Regions from separate parts of the Homo sapiens genome. Here region 2 is linked to region 1. Evidence: chromatin loops called from intact Hi-C (ENCODE). Cell type or tissue: HCT116. All regions are shown on one strand.

Region 1 (8,000 bases):
AAGTCCATTTTTAGAGTAATACAAGTAACAGGACATGAGCTATTATTTTTAAGAATTTACTCAAATGAGCAACTTCTAGGTTGAGTCTCTAAAGAACCTACTGGGGTTAAGCTCTCCGACACAGCAGCCCTGATTCAGTATTCTCTGCAGATCTCAGGGTGCATAACACAGGTCTGGCATCCACAATGAGATCTTCAATGAATGCTTGTTGTGTATAAATAGATGAAAGAATGGATTGGATCCATTGACACGCAGCCCAATCATCTTTCCACAGCCAGCTCCAGCCCTGTACCAATAATCACTAGGAATAAGAATTAGTACCCTGAGGCTGTCTAGAAGCCAGTCATCAGGTTCAGTCTTGCAAGCTAACTTAGACTTAATTAGGCAGAAACATTGACTCAAGCATCTCAAATTATTTAAACAGCAAGAGTTCAGATTGGCATCTTTCTTCACAACCCGTAATACAGGGCTTCGCAGGCAGCAAACGTTCAATAAATACTAACTGATTACACTTCAGAAATCTAGATAATTCTATTAACCAAATTCCTCCTTTGCTGTATGTGTATCCATTAATCAAGGTAAACATCCAAAGACACACATCTGTGTGTCCATCTTACCGCCTCCACCAAATTCCTCCTTTGCTGTATGTGTATCCATTAATCAAGGTAAACATCCAAAGACACACATCTGTGTGTCCGTCTTACCGCCTCCACCAAATTCCTCCTTTGCTGTATGTGTATCCATTAATCAAGGTAAACATCCAAAGACACACATCTGTGTGTCCATCCCACCGCCTCCACCAAATTCCTCCTTTGCTGTATGTGTATCCATTAATCAAGGTAAACATCCAAAGACACACATCTGTGTGTCCATCCCACCGCCTCCACTGACCTCTGCCTTCACTGTCTGCATGTGTGGGCTGGCTGCTAAGGGACCAGATTTAATTATCAGATTTTAAGCACATTCCTTCTCTCCAAATTATGTGAGTTTGTTTTTCTATTTGAGAGTTTGGCAAAAGCTATATTCCCACCCTGTCACTTACTCAAGAGGAAATGTGTTACTCTTAGCAAGAGGACATCTCCCACAGTAGGAATCCAACAGCGTCTGCAGAGGTGGTCCCAGCTTGCGGCAGCCTCTACGGATTGCCAAACTCCCACCTCAGGCTGCCCCTACTTGCCTTTTGCAGTGAGCCTCCAGAAAATGTTCAGACGGCCCCAGCAAACAGCCAGAAAAGGCATGGTACTTGGATAGGAAGGTGACATAGGGACCTCAACTCCCTAAATTGCTTTATGGTTTTTGCAGACCTGGAAGGGTATTTCTCAGAATGATTCCTGGCTACTTAATTGTTGGTCAGTCCAAGCACGTTGCTATCACTTCTTCAACTACCAGTAGGCAAGGAGTCGATGGTAAAATAAGCTAGTGCTTAGACTTTAAGCAATGATTAGACAGAATTATATCCCCCCCAAATTTTATGTGTTGAAACTCTAACCCCCAGTACCTCAGACTGTACAGACTATATTTGGAGGCAGCATCTTTTAAAAGGTAATTAAGGTAAGTTGAGTTCATATAGGTGGGACCTAATACAGTATGACTGGTGTCCTTATAAGAAGAAGAGATTAGGATACCAAATGACACAGAGAAAGGACCGTGTGAAGACACTGGAAGAAGACAGACATCTACAAGCCAAGGAGAGAGGTCTTAGAAGAAGCCAACTTGACTGACATCTGGATCTCAGACTTGCAACCTCCAGAACTATGAAAAAATTAATTTCTGTTATTTAAGCCTGTGGCAGTTTGTTATGGCAGCCCAAGCACACTAATCCAGGCAGCAAAGAGCCTGAGATAAACTGTGACCATTTGCCACAATGGTCAACATCTTAAATGGTCACTGGAGGCAAATTGTCACAACTATTGAAGAATAGAGGACATTCAGGGGACAATGCACCCCTGTTCTTTATGTTAACTCATTACCAATATCTCTGTATCCATTCTCTACCCCTACATAACAAACCACCTAAAACTTCGCAGCGTAACACAATCACCATTTATTTGCTCACAACTCTGGGCCAACAATTTGGGCTGGAGCATCTGGGCAGCACTTCTGCTGCTGTCTCTAGAGGCCATTCACATGGATGCAGCCACCTGGCGCTTGTCTCAGGGAGAGATGCTAGAAGATGGCCTGGTTCACATGCCTGGAAATTGGTGCCGGCTGCTCGCTGCAGTGCCTTCATTCTCATGCTCCAGCATGCTGGGCAGAATTGCTTTCCATGGTGGTCTCGGGTCAGCAATCCAAAAGGGCAATTGCAGAAACCCTAAGACTTTTTGAGGCTGAGATTCAGAAGTCTCACAATATCACTTCAACACATTCATTTGGGTAAAGTAAGTCACATGGTATCTTAGTGCACTTATCATTATTATAACAGAATACTACAGACTGGGTAATTTATAAAGAAAAGAAACGTATTTCTTATAATTTTGGAGGCTGAGAAGTTCAAGGGCCCTGCATCTGGCAAGGGCCTTCTTGCTGCATCATCCTATGGCAGAAGCCAGAAGGACAAGAGAGCACCGAGGAGAGAGAGTAAGAAAAAGGCAGTCAAATTTGCTTTTATAACAAAGCCATTCCCAAGATAGCAAAGCCACTCTCAAAATAATTAATCCACTCCTGCAACAATGACATTAATTCAGTCATGCGGGTAGAGCCCTCCTGACCCAATCACCTCTTATTAAGCCCCACCTTCCAACACTACTGCATTAAGGATTACGTTTCCAACACATGAACTTTGGGGGACATAGTCAGACCATCACACAGGGCCAGATTCAACTAGAGGAGAATTAAACCCACTTTTTCATGGGAGGAGCAGTAAAGTCACAGTGCCAGGGTGTATGTGTACAGGATGGGAGGAATAGTTGCAGCCATCTTTATAAACAGGTCACTACACTCTCTTTCTATCATCAGGATCATTTCACTGATTACAAGCCAGGTGCACGCCCTGTCCCAGGCATTTAGAAGAACAGGGGCCAGACTTACATGTGTGAGTATGCCTTAATGATTGCAACACTTGTTCATTATCCATTCATTCCACAAATACAAAATGAAAAATCTATTCTTGGAATACAAAGGTGGGTGTGATATAATGCCCACCTTCAAAGAAAGTTCAGTTACTAGGGTCATAGAGATACAAATAAGCAGATCAAAACAGAATTGTGTACAGAGTAGTCAATTCTAGGGAGGAGCAGGTCAAGAAAGATTTCATAAAGGAGGTGACTCTTGCCCTAAGTTCAGAATGGTGAGGTACTTGTGAGGTGAACTGTGATAAGAGGACAAAGGCCTGAGCGAGAGATGATTTTTGAGTAGGAGGTAGCACCACCTAGTGGCAAGGGAAGGGGGAGGCTTCTCTGCCATACTAAGGAGCATGAGCTTTCTCCACAGGAAACAGACTTTGAAACCTTTCAGGTATGGGCTTGTTATGGTCCTACTTGGAATTTGGGGAAATGTGCAGGGTGTTCTTGAGGCAAGGGGATCAGTGAAGGGGCTTCTACAATTACAGTTTTGTAGTTGCAAACAACAAAATGCTGACCAACTAAAGCAAAAGAGGAGTGAATCAAAGGCTATAGAGGTACTCACAGGGTTGAAGGGGAGGCTGGAGAACGAGGCTTGTAACTCTCAGAATATGGAACAGCTCCAGAAAGTGTGAAGACAAGATCCAACCATCTGTCTGTTCCCCTCATAGAACCTGCTGACAGATGCATAGATTCGAACCATTCCTCCCATTTCGATCCTTCTGTTTCAGGGTCACAGTTTTGGAAGAGAAGATCTAATTGGCTGAACTTATGTCATATGCTGCTTGCTGGAGGTTGTGGGAACTTCCATTTATACCCTTTTGATTAGAAGTACAGGTGACAACCTGGGACTTGTGATTTGGTTTCTGAAGTAGGGGCAGTCTTGTGGGACTCCAGGGCTGGAAGGGAATCCCCAGGGATCTCTCAGAGGAGTCTGTGGCAAGAAGCCCAGCACCCACCCTCATTGCTCCGCAAGACAGAGGTAATTCCCAAGAAGGAAACCAAGATGCTGTTGGGAGGTAGAATGGAAGGTAGATAGCCCAAAATGAACAACACTCACTATAGAGCCATTCTGTCTGTCTTGATATCTGCCTAAGTGACAGACATCAAGGACAATCTGCCTCAGTGGGACAGCATAAGTCTAGAGTGAGAGAATGAACTCAAGGGCCACAGGTAGCCAGAGCCATAATTTGGCTACACCTAGATGCCTATGGCCCCAACTCTAGCTCTTTTCTAGTGGCACTCTCTCTTCTGTAACACAGAATTTAACTAATTTGTTCATTTTTTTCCCAAAGTGAATCAAAAATTTCAAATGAAATAACTACTTCAGTAGTGCCTCTGTGAGTACTTCTGTTGATGAAGATTGAAGAGGCCACCCACCTTCCTCACTAACTTTCCCAAGCATCCAAGACCTAGGTTTAGACACACACACACACTCATGCCCCAAGAACTCTACTAAGAAGAGGTTTCTTGCATAATATCTCATCTTTAAAATTCTTCTGACTCAAAGAAAACTTTTATTTCCCTTAAAATGGTTTCCATTATGAACCAAAAAGACGAGGGCTTGGGACTTTCCCATTAAAGTAATAACCATATTAGCTAACAGCCCAAAGCTATGTCATGGGTCATCAGCTCCCAGCCACCATTAATTATGAGACAATATTATTCATATAGTGCTTTGCAAAGTCACTCAAAGGGTGAGACTCTCCAAATCAAATCTGGATATATAGTTTATCCCCCATTTGGCAAATATTGCTTTTGAGGATGCAGAACATTTTCCTTGTTCCAACCTCTCCAGACATGACCAACCCAAACCTTGGGCCCTGTCTGATCTCTGCCACTGAAAGAGGTGAGGGTGAACCTGGCTTCTGGGGGAGACATGGGACCATAAACTTTAGAGGCCTGACAAACCTCAGAGTTTATGAAAGAATACTAGTAATGAACTTATGAACCTTGTTCAGACATTAGGCTGCAGCACAGAGTCCCAAATTTGACAGCAGAAGTTTTAGTTGTGATTTCTAGCTATCTCCACTTCCCAGCCCTAGAGTCTTGGGATAATTGTTTTTAACTTTCACGCACTTACTGATTTATAAAGTGGGGATAACAATACTGTGATGTTGTGATGTAATAATAAATACATATTTAATCTTCATTCCCAGCTCCTGACCGGAGCTCCTAAAACCCTTATAATTTCCTAAGAGATAAAAGCAATAGGAGCGTCTTTTGCTATGTTTTGTTTTTGTCCCCACTTCCTGAAATAGCTGCTGGGTGATAAAGAGAGAAAAACATCTTTTGTTATTCATAACAAGACTCCTTCAATCACACCTGAGTTTATGTTAATGGAGTGATCTCCAGAAAGCACCTAAGAATGGAGAGCTGTTTGCCAGGAGAGCAAACCTGTGGGTAAAGGGTTTCAGCCACACCCCCTGACCTCCAGGGAGGGGAAAAGGGCTGGAGGTCGAGCTAATCACCAATGGCCAATGATGTAATCAATCATGCCTACATAACAAAGCCACCATAAAATCCCCAACCAAAGGGTTTGTGAACTTCCGAGTTGGTGAACAAGACCATACACAGTTTCTGGGAAGGTCGTGCGCTTCAAAACTCCATGTGGACAGAAGCTCCCGTGCTCAGGACCCTTCCAGACCTCTGTGTATCTCTTTATCTAGCTGCTCATTTGTGTATTTTAAATATCCTTGTAATAAATTGGTAACAGTAGGTAGACTGTTTCCTTGGGTCCTGTGACTTGTTCTAACAAATTATTGAACATGAGGAGAAGGTTGTGGGAACTTCCATTTATAGCCTTTTGATTAGAAGTAGAGGTGACAACCTGGGACTTGTGATTTGGTTCCTCAAGTGGGGGCAGTCTTGTGGGACTCAGCCCTTAGTCTGTGGGGTCTGTGCTAATTCCAGGCAGTTGGTGTCAGAATTGAGGTAACTTGTAGGACACTTAGGGTGTGTTCCAAGAGGTGGTTGATGTTGGGGGAAAAATAAAACCCACACATTTGGTTCCAGAAGTATTGTGTTGAGGCAGGATAGGTAGTCAAGAAGTAACCATGTTCTCAGGGCGCGGCAACCATGGTGGCCATACAGTCAGCACAATAAGCCCCAGCACTCACATTATAGTTAAGCTTATCCCAACAAAGCTATCTCCAGTAGGGAATCCCGCTCCTCACCCACTCCCAGAGAGCATGCACATTTTAATTTCACCTGTCCTCAAACTCACCCTTTGCTCATGACAATAGTAGAAAAACATACCCCAGGGTGGAGATGCTAATTAGACATGCAATATTATCGGGGGAACCAGCCCCCAATATTTCAATGTAGGTTCTTTTCTATTTTCCCTAAGTGTCAGCAGGTCTGAGAAATAAAGAGAAAGAGTACAAAATAAAGAAATTTTACAGCTGGGTCTCTGGGGGTAACATCACATGTTGGCAGGTTCCGTGATGCCCCCAAGCTGCAAAACCAGCAAGTTTTTATTAGCGATTTTCAAAGGGGAGGGAATGTATGAATAGGGTGCAGGTCACAGAGATCACATGCTTCAAAGGCAGTAAAATATCACAAGGCAAATGGGGGCAGAGCAAGATCACAAGGCCAGGGAGAAATTAGAATTACTAATGAGGTTCCATGTCCTGCTGGGCACACATTGTCATTGATAAACATCTTAACAGGAAACAGAGTTTGAGAGCAGAAAACCCATCTGACTACAATTCGCCAGGCTGGAATTTCCTAATCCTAGCAAGGCTGGGGGCGCTGCAGGAGGCCAGGGCATATTTCATCCTTTATCTACATCTGCATAAGACAGACACTCCCAGAGCGGCCATTTTCGAGACCACCCCCTGGGAATGCATTCATTTTCCCAGGGTTATTCCTTGTTGAGAAAAGAATTCAGTGATATTTCTTCTATTTGCTTTCTGAAAGAAGAGAAATATGACTCTTTTCTGCCCAGCCCCACAGGCAGTCAGACTTTATGGTTATCTCCCTTGTTCCCTGAAAATCACTGTTATCTTGTTCTTTTCAAGATGCCCAGATTTCATATTGTTCAAACACACATGCTTTACAAACAATCTGTGCAGATAACGCAATCATCACAGGGTCCTGAGGCAACATACATCCTCAGCTTAGGAAGACGAAGGGATTAACAGATTAAAGAAAGGCACAAGAAAATTATAAGAGTGTTGATTGGGGAAGTGATAAATGTCCATGAAATCGTCACAATTTATGTTCAGAGATTGCAGTAAAGACAGGTATAAGAAATTATAAAAGTATTAATTTGGGGAACTAACAGATGTCCATGAAATCTTCACAATTTATGTTCTTCTGCTGTGGCTTCAGCCAGTCCCTCCGTTCGGGTTCCCTGACTTCCCACAACACAATATATGAGAAAGCACGTATAGCTACTGTGCCTGTGCACCAAGAACATGCTTACTAGTAACACCTCTTCCCACCTACTTATGAATAGTCATGTAAGACTCCCATGAAGGGAGTCTCCCTAGTGCCAGTCTTTGCTGTCTCATCTTTATGAGCAGCTTGCCCTGAATCCTCTCTGTATTCTGCACCTAGCTTTCAGAATATTCTTCTCCTTTGCAATAAGTTGCTGTGTGCTGCATCTCCTTTGCTGTGCATCTCATGTGTAAACTCTTTTAAACTAAGAAACAAGAACTGAGGTTTCACAACAGCCATTGACAGTGTGAGTAGAGCAATAGTTTTGCCTTTTAAATACTTAATCTGCCTGCCTCAGAGGTTGCTTATATAAAGGTCATATAAAAACAGTATACAGAGCTGATAAACTGTAACTCCCATGTGAGTGCATGGAAAGTGGCATTTGTGTCTATTTAGCATTCCCATGGCTCTGAGAAAAATTTTTAAAAATATCATCTTGTTCTCACTACGCAGACACTACCTGTGTCCATTGCTCAATCTTGCATTGGTTTGCTTGCT
Region 2 (8,000 bases), 520 kb before region 1:
TTACTCAGAATTGGTCTGGTCAGATTTTATTTCTTCATGATTCAGTCCTTGTAGGTTGCATATTACTAGATATTTATCCTTTTTCCTAGATTATACAATTTCTTGGCATATAATTGTTAATAGTAGTCTTTTTATGATTCTTTGTATATCTGTGGTGTACACTGTAATGTTTATTCTTTCATTTATAATTTTATTGATTGGAGTCCTCTCTTTTTGGTTAGTATAGCTAAAGACTTGTCAACTCTATTTATCTTTTCACAAAACCAACTCTTTATTTCATTTTTTTTCTATTTTTCTCCTGCAGAAGTATTTTTAAATAATGTCCCCTTAAACTTGTTCTATATCATATGGAAACAGAGTATTAAAATATTTCAATGTGATCACAGATTTGACCATTTCCCCACTTATTTTGGATGAGTTTTACTTTCCATATGCTATTGGGAATATACACATTTAGAATGTTATATATTTCTGGTATATTGGCCTTTTTATCAGTATGGAGTATACTTCCTACACAGAAGTTTATTTTTTGACGTTATAATAGCTAAAACTTTTTTATTTTTATTAGTCTTTGTATGGTACAGGTAAAAAACAAACAAACAAACAAACACACACTAACAACCACTCTGATTTCTTACCCCAGACCCATAGACACTTTGTAATATTATCATGAAATTAATTTTTTGTAACACTGTTCTTAGAATGAAGTCAGATAAGATAAATGTTTGAATTTAACTATGTGACATATCAAGTCAATTTCCTTGGCTATCAGATTTATTTATGGTAAGTAGTTTCATTGATTAGTTCTAGGTACACTGGAAGGCCCGTGATTTAGCTCTTGCTTCTAATAGTTTGGTTGATAAACACATATAGAAGTTAGGTGAGAAATGGAAGAGGTGCTTTCTCTGAGCTGAAATTGTGTGCACCTGTTTCACTCTCATCTTTTGTATTTGAAGGTATCTTGTTTGATGAATGGGCTGCAAATTGTGTCTGAGATGGCAAGTTTTCTCAGTGCAACTGCTGTTGGGCTGTGCTTATCTCCTGCTTTTTTGTGTTTTTGATTTGTTTTTCACTTAAAATTCAGTAAATAGGTATTGAAAACATTTTCACTTATGAATGATTCTGTCAATTCTGTACATAGAATCAGCTATGTCATTCTACATCATATGTCAATTGTCATGTAGTTTTGTCCTATCATTTTTCTTCCTTCCAAATTCTGAATACCTATATTTTTATTAAATATGTGTTTCTTATAATCAACAAAAAGTATTTTTAAACAAATCTAAGAATAACTGTCATTTAATTGGGGAATTTTGTTTATTTGTATTTAGTATAATTACTGTTACATTTGTAACCTACCATATCGTTATGTGTTTTCTATCTAGACGTATTGTTCTATGTTCCTTTTTTCTCTCTTTTTATCTATTTCAAGTTTAAGGTGTTTTACTGGTAGCTTTTACTTATACAAACTTTTACCAAATGTTGTTTGTTGTTTTTATGCCAGAAATTATAACATGCATTCTTGGCTGGTTGACATCTACTGTGAATAAATATTTTAACTGCGACCAAGACCAGTGTAAGGATTTGAGAAGAATTTAACTTCTTGTGCCCATCTCCAATATTTTATGCTATTGCTGTCTTTAATTCAATCATCTATCTATCTATCTATCTCCCATCTATCTTTACTCTGTCTCCATCTTTTATCATTTTCAATAGTCTCTGTACATATTTCCCATATTTGTCCCTTTTTACTTATCTCTGATTCTTTCTTCCTTCACCTAAGATTATATATTTCCTGCCTCGAGTTTATTATTTCACATATTTTATATATGTTGCTGCAAAATATTCTTAGCTTTGCTTTTGCTGAATGTGTCTTTATTTTGCTTTCAGAATGAATGATACTTTCATTTTATATAGAATTCTAGAGTGAAAGATTTTAAGTTTTTTGAAAATCAACCTCCATTCATTTATTTCTGCTTCAGACTGGACACTTTTTTTCTGACCCACCTTCTATCTCCCTAATTCTTTCTCTAGTCATGTCTAATCAGCTAGTAAGTACATTGCATCAGTCTATATCTAATCAGAGACAAAAACCACATACTAATTTAAATAGGTGGTGTTTAATAAAGAATTATTGAGAGGATTCCGGGAAGATAGCAGACTAGGAAGCACTAGAAATCTATCTTTTCACCTAGACAATAATTGAACTGGCAGAGTGTGTCTGATGTAGCTATTTCAGAACTCTAGACTATTAAAGGTTTGCAACTTCCAAGGGAAATCTTGAACAGTAGATTCTGGTTATTTTACTCAATTTCAGCCTGAAGCACAATAGTAGCTACCATTTCCCACCACCAATCCCATAGCAGGCAGCTAAACAGGCATTCTTGGAACAACCTCCACATAGCTTGTGGGAGCCAGAGAGGGCAAAAATAGCCCTGTCCTCCAAACATCAGGGATCTGTGCTCTAATTACTAATGCCTACTTTTGATTATAGAGATACAGAAAAATAGGTGGATGGCCATTGTAGGTGCACTCCCCTCATTGTTGCAACATTGCCCCCACAAGTGACTTCCAGGAAATTTAAAGGACCAGCATCCTTTCCCCTACATCATTTTTTCTCTTTTGTCTTTTTTTCCCCTTTGTTTGTGAGCCAGGCATTTAATACTAAGACACTCAAACTGCATGTATGGAGAAAATCAGAAAGTGACTATGCATGCCCAGGGACAGATACAGGCTCAGAACACACCAGAGAAGATATTTGTTTACATCTAAGGCTGATCCTTGGCACAGAGACAGCTGACAACAACACAAAATAATAATTTCTCAAAAACCCTAGGGAAAGTAGACAATATGATTTTTAGAATTACTACATTATTAGATTCAAATGCCCAGAGTCAAAAAACCACACACAAGAAATAAAAAATAGATAGAAACAGGAATGTGTGGTCCATTCAAAGGAAAAAAAATAAATCAACAAAACTTCCCCTGAAAAAGACTTTATGGCTGATCAACTAGACAAAGATGCTAAAACAACTATTTTTAAAATGCTCAAAGAATCAAAGGAAGATATGGAGAAAGTCAAGAAAACAATGTTTAAACAAAATGGAAATATCAATAAAGAGATAAATCTCAAAAGTTTGGAACTGAAAAGTACAGTAACTGAAATGAAAAATTAACTAGAGGAATTCAGGGCAGATTTGGGCAGGTAGAAGAAAGAAGTAGCAAACTGGAAGACAGAATAATAGAAAATATCGTGTTTGAGGTGCAAGAAGAAAAAAGATTGAAGAAAGTGAACAGACCCTAAGGAAGCTGTGGGACAACATATGCATTGTGGGAGTCTCAGAAAGAGAGGGAAAAAAAACAATGGGTCAGAGAGAATTTTTGAAGAAATGAAGGATGAAAGCTTTCAAAGTTGATGAAAGCCATGACCACCCAGGAAGCTCAGTGAACTCCAAGTAAGATGAACACAAAGGGACCCATACCAAACCACTCTATAATCAAACTTTCAAAAGACAAAGAGAGAATCTTCAAAGCAGCAAGAGAGAAGCAATTTGTCACACAGAAGGGATCCACAATAATATAATCAGTCGATTTCTCATCAGAAACGTGGGAGATACTCCCACATAAACAAAAGAGGAGTAAATGTATTACCACTAGATCTACCCTGCAAGAAATGCTTAAGGGAACGATGCAGGGTAAAATGAAAGAACACTAGATGGCACCTTGAAGCTGTATGAAAAAGATAAAGATATCGGTAAAGGCAAATACATGGCAATTGTAAAAGTTAGCATTATTAGCATTATTATACCAATAGATTGAATCTTCACTTTCTGTATGCTACATGATTTAAGAAACTAATAGATTTTTACAAAGCAATTATTAAAGACTAGTATTATGGTAACTTTGGTTTGTAACTCCACATTTTGTTTTTATATACTTTGGAGACTAATTAATGCATTTAAAAGAATCATTAGTTTATGCCTTAGGGCACACATTGTATAACACTGTAATTTTGTGTTAACAAAAATTACCCAACGACCACAGGTGAGGTGGCAACAGAGTTATTAAATAAGCAGAGCTTTTGTATGTTATTGAAGTTAAGCTGATATAAAATAAAATTAGAGCGTTATAACTTTAGGATATTAAATGCAATTTCCATGGTAACCACAAAGAAAGTAGCTATGGAATATGAACAGAAGGAAATGAGAATAGAATTTAAATGTTTCATTATAAAAATAATAAACACAAAGAAATATAGTAATGCAGAAAATGAGGGACACAAAAGCTGTAAGGCATAAAGAAAACCAATATCAGGCAGGGCACAGTGGCTCACACCTGTGGCTCCCAGCACTTTGGGAGGCCGAGGCGGGCAGATCACTTGAGGTCAAGAGTTTGGGATCAGCCTGGTGAAAATGGTGAAGCCCCGTCTCTACTAAAAATACAAAAATTAGCTAGGCTGGTTGCAGGTGCCCTGTAATCACAGCTACTCGGAAAGCTGAGGGATGAGAATCGCTTGAACTCGGGAGGCGGAGGTTTCAGTGAGCAGACATCGCGCCGCTGCACTCCAGCCTGGGAAATAGAGTGAGTGAGATTCCTTCTCAAAAAATAAAAAAGAAAAGAAATATCAAAATGACAGCAATAAATACCTATTTATCAGTAATTATTTTGAAATTAAATGGATTAAAAAGAAAGATTGGCAGAATGAATGATACAACCATACAAGATACTTTAGATCCAAAGATACAAATAGGTTGAAAGTAAAAGGATGAAAAAAGATATTCCATTATTCCATGTAAATATAACTGAAGGAGAACAGGAATGGCTATACTAATATCAGACAAAATAGACTTTAAATCAAAAAAGTTTACAAGAGACAAAGAAAGGTATTATATATTAATGAAAGTTTCAACACAGCAAGAATATATAAAAATTATAAATATTTACACACCTAATAACAGATCATCAAAACATAAGAAACAAAACCTGACAGATTTACAGAGAGAAACATACAGTTCTACAATTGTAGTTAGAGACTTCAATACCGCATTCTCAATGGAGAAAAAAACCAGATAGAAGAGAAGAAGTACAGAACACAAAAGGCAAAATAAGCCAAATGTACCCAACAACAACAGCCTGGATTTGGGGACCAGACTGCTCACAATCAAATCCTCGCTCTACCTAAGGCTGTCTACATAACACTAAATATGCATCAAAATGAGAAGTAAAATGCTAATTTATTAAAATGTATAAAATGTTTGGATCCACTTTGGCACATAGTAATAACTATATGATCTTTAGCAATTTATTATTTTTCTAATATATGGAAAAGAAAAATGATGAATTAAGTTCCCTGAAGCTCTTTCAAAAAGTCTTTTTCTTATTCAGCACAATAAACTTTATTATTTCTCTAAACAGGTCTAAAATTCTAATTGTAAAATGAAAACCTATCCAATTATATAATATTTCCTCATTTCCAGATATTTGGTACCGGGGTCCTAGTGAAATTCTGCAAATACCCAAAGGATATGGTCAATAAAATAAAAAGCCAGGTTCTCCTGAAAATGCTGGACCAATTGACTATTATCTTCCCAGTTCATTAACCATTTCTAAGAGAAATACTAGCTATTGTTTGGAACATTAGCTAGGCTCTAGTGTTCAACCTCAAGTCCTTGATTTCAACGAGAACTTACTTTCCAGGTTGAAAGTAACTTTCCAGGTATCTTCTTGTTTTCCTTTCATTCATTTATTTGCTTATTCATTCATATAACATTGAGATATATTATTCAATGAGCAAGCTGTTCCCCGCCTGAAGAATCTGTGGTAACCAAGAACTCCTAGACCCATGGGTTATCCTAAACTTGACTTGGCGTGGAGTCCTCATGCCAAACCCTCAAGATAAATAAATAAATATAATAAATATTATATTTATTTTATATTTAATATATTATATTTAATATATTCATTATATTATATTTAATAATCTATTATATTTATTATATTTATTTTATAACCAGGATAAATATATGTATATTTTATATATTTATGCATATAAATTTTATTTACATATATTTTATATTATATATTTGTTTATTCTAAATAACAAAGATAAATACATATGTATTTATATGTATATTTATAAATATATATGTATCTTGGTTATTCTAAACTGTATATATAAAAATATAAATATATATTCCAATAAAATATATATATTTATTTATCTTGGTTATTCTAAACTTCTCCTTCAGATATTTTAACTCCAATTTTGCCTTAATTCTTTGGCTTGTAAAAATAATGCCCTGGGATGCATTCTCCCTATTCTACAGGAGAAAAGTTTGTGTGCTCATGGGCTTGTGGAGGGAGTGGGGCTGTATGTAGCAAGGAGGGAGATAATGTATTGCTAGAGACAGCCAAAAAAAAGAAAAGACAATTACCTGCTGTTAGAGTTCAGCTCATTCAAGGAAAAGCCAACTGACATGTGAAATAAAGAGCATTTCCTGGGGTTTTATAACATGTGTTGCCGACAGCTATGGTGCACAGTTTATCTACAATCAGCTGAGAATTTCTGCTCAGAAGTATAAGAAATGGATTTTTCTCTCTAAATTGGGGCTTAGCAAGGGAACATGGGGAAATGAAGATGTCTGAGAGATTAGAGTCTACAGATTGCAGCATGAATAGTTTGAGCTAGTGACACCTCCCTGCCTTTACTTGTAAGCAACTCTTTCACAGGGAAGTTTCTAGGTTGTAGCAGAGTATTGGTGCCTTTCACAGATATTATTGTTATCATGGGTGGAGCTAGAATGCTTCACTCCCATTGGAGAAGAGATTATAATAAAAATGCAGACACAGGATTGTGGAAGGAGCATTTTTCTAATAAACCCCCAGTTAAAACAGAAATACTTCTATAGAGGAAGTTGAGGTACTACTCATTTAGTTTCATAGATGTTGTTACTATTCAGAAAGCCTTTAACTGAAAATTAATGTGTTAAAACACATTACCACTATCTTCAGCGTATTAAGTTCTTCTGGATCAAAAATTGAAATCAAATAGTATTCAGTATTTTTTCGTCAGTTATTTACATATATAAAATACATATACAAATGTTTCAATATTTTTATATTTTCATCAGTCATTTACATTGTACAAGGTGCTGTTACGTACTGGAGACAAAAATCTATGGCATGCCCACTTTCAAGATAATTTTCGTACTCAATTGTGTTTAGATACTGAGAACTGAATCCAATATACATTCTTTTTTTTTTTTTTTTTTTTTTTGAGATGGAGTCCCGCACTGTGCCCAGGTTGGAGTGCAGTGGTGCAATCTCAGCTCACTGTAAGCTCTGCCTCCTGGATTCACACCATTCTCCATTCTCCTGCCTCAGCCTCCTGAGTAGCTGGGATTACAGGCATATGCCACCACACCCAGCTAACTTTTTGTGTTTTTAATAGAGATGGGGTTTCAATGTTGGCCAGGCTAGTCTTGAACTCCTGACCTCATGATCTGCCCGCCTCAGCCTCCCAAAGTCCTGGGATTACAGACGTGAGCCACCATGCCCAGCCTGACATCCATTCTTGTGTCTATCCTATGCTACCAATTCTCGAACAAAGTATGTTTCTCTGTTTTTGCTGAAGAATGCTTGAATTGGGAAAAAATTACTTAGCCATTTGCTTCAGGAAATAACTGTTCTTGGAAAATGAAACTGAACAAACTAAACAGATAACTTATCAAGAATAACAGCTTGTTTGTCAGTAATCACTTTAAATCCACACTTCGTTGCACCTACCATTCCAAAGCTGTTTTCTTATAAATTTTGCCTAATTCAAACAGTTTCATCCCTTGCAAAGCCTACTTTTTTGTCTTTTGAATAAAAATGACCCTACGCAAGCCTTTATACTATAAGTATTGTGTTCTGAATGCATCCTTTCTAAGACATGTTAAAATTCTGCCAAAGTGATAGTCTCCTTTACTGTGTTATGTTTAATAAATTTAACTTTGTTT

What was found. Peaks named below come from ENCODE experiments on the same cell type or tissue, not always from the same donor. Only the 100,000 strongest peaks of a DNase experiment are listed, where the experiment ranks them.
Region 2: it touches region 1 in a loop (10-fold over the local background); 5 of 110 quality-filtered maps call a loop at or near these places.

Annotation. Positions count from the first base shown.
Region 1 is chr2:84,299,734-84,307,733 of GRCh38, forward strand. The region is part of intron 1 of LOC107985905 (a long non-coding RNA gene); the gene reads right to left. Among named protein-coding and RNA genes, the nearest start is that of SUCLG1, 160 kb to the right of the region's middle. RefSeq lists an enhancer at 3,252-3,301. In HCT116, CTCF peaks have their summits at 2,133 and 3,364 (motif pointing left); a DNase peak (open chromatin) is centred at 3,358.
Region 2 is chr2:83,778,627-83,786,626 of GRCh38, forward strand. No RefSeq gene overlaps it. Among named protein-coding and RNA genes, the nearest start is that of LINC01809, 260 kb to the left of the region's middle. In HCT116, no CTCF peak of the experiment used is centred here; a DNase peak (open chromatin) is centred at 3,715.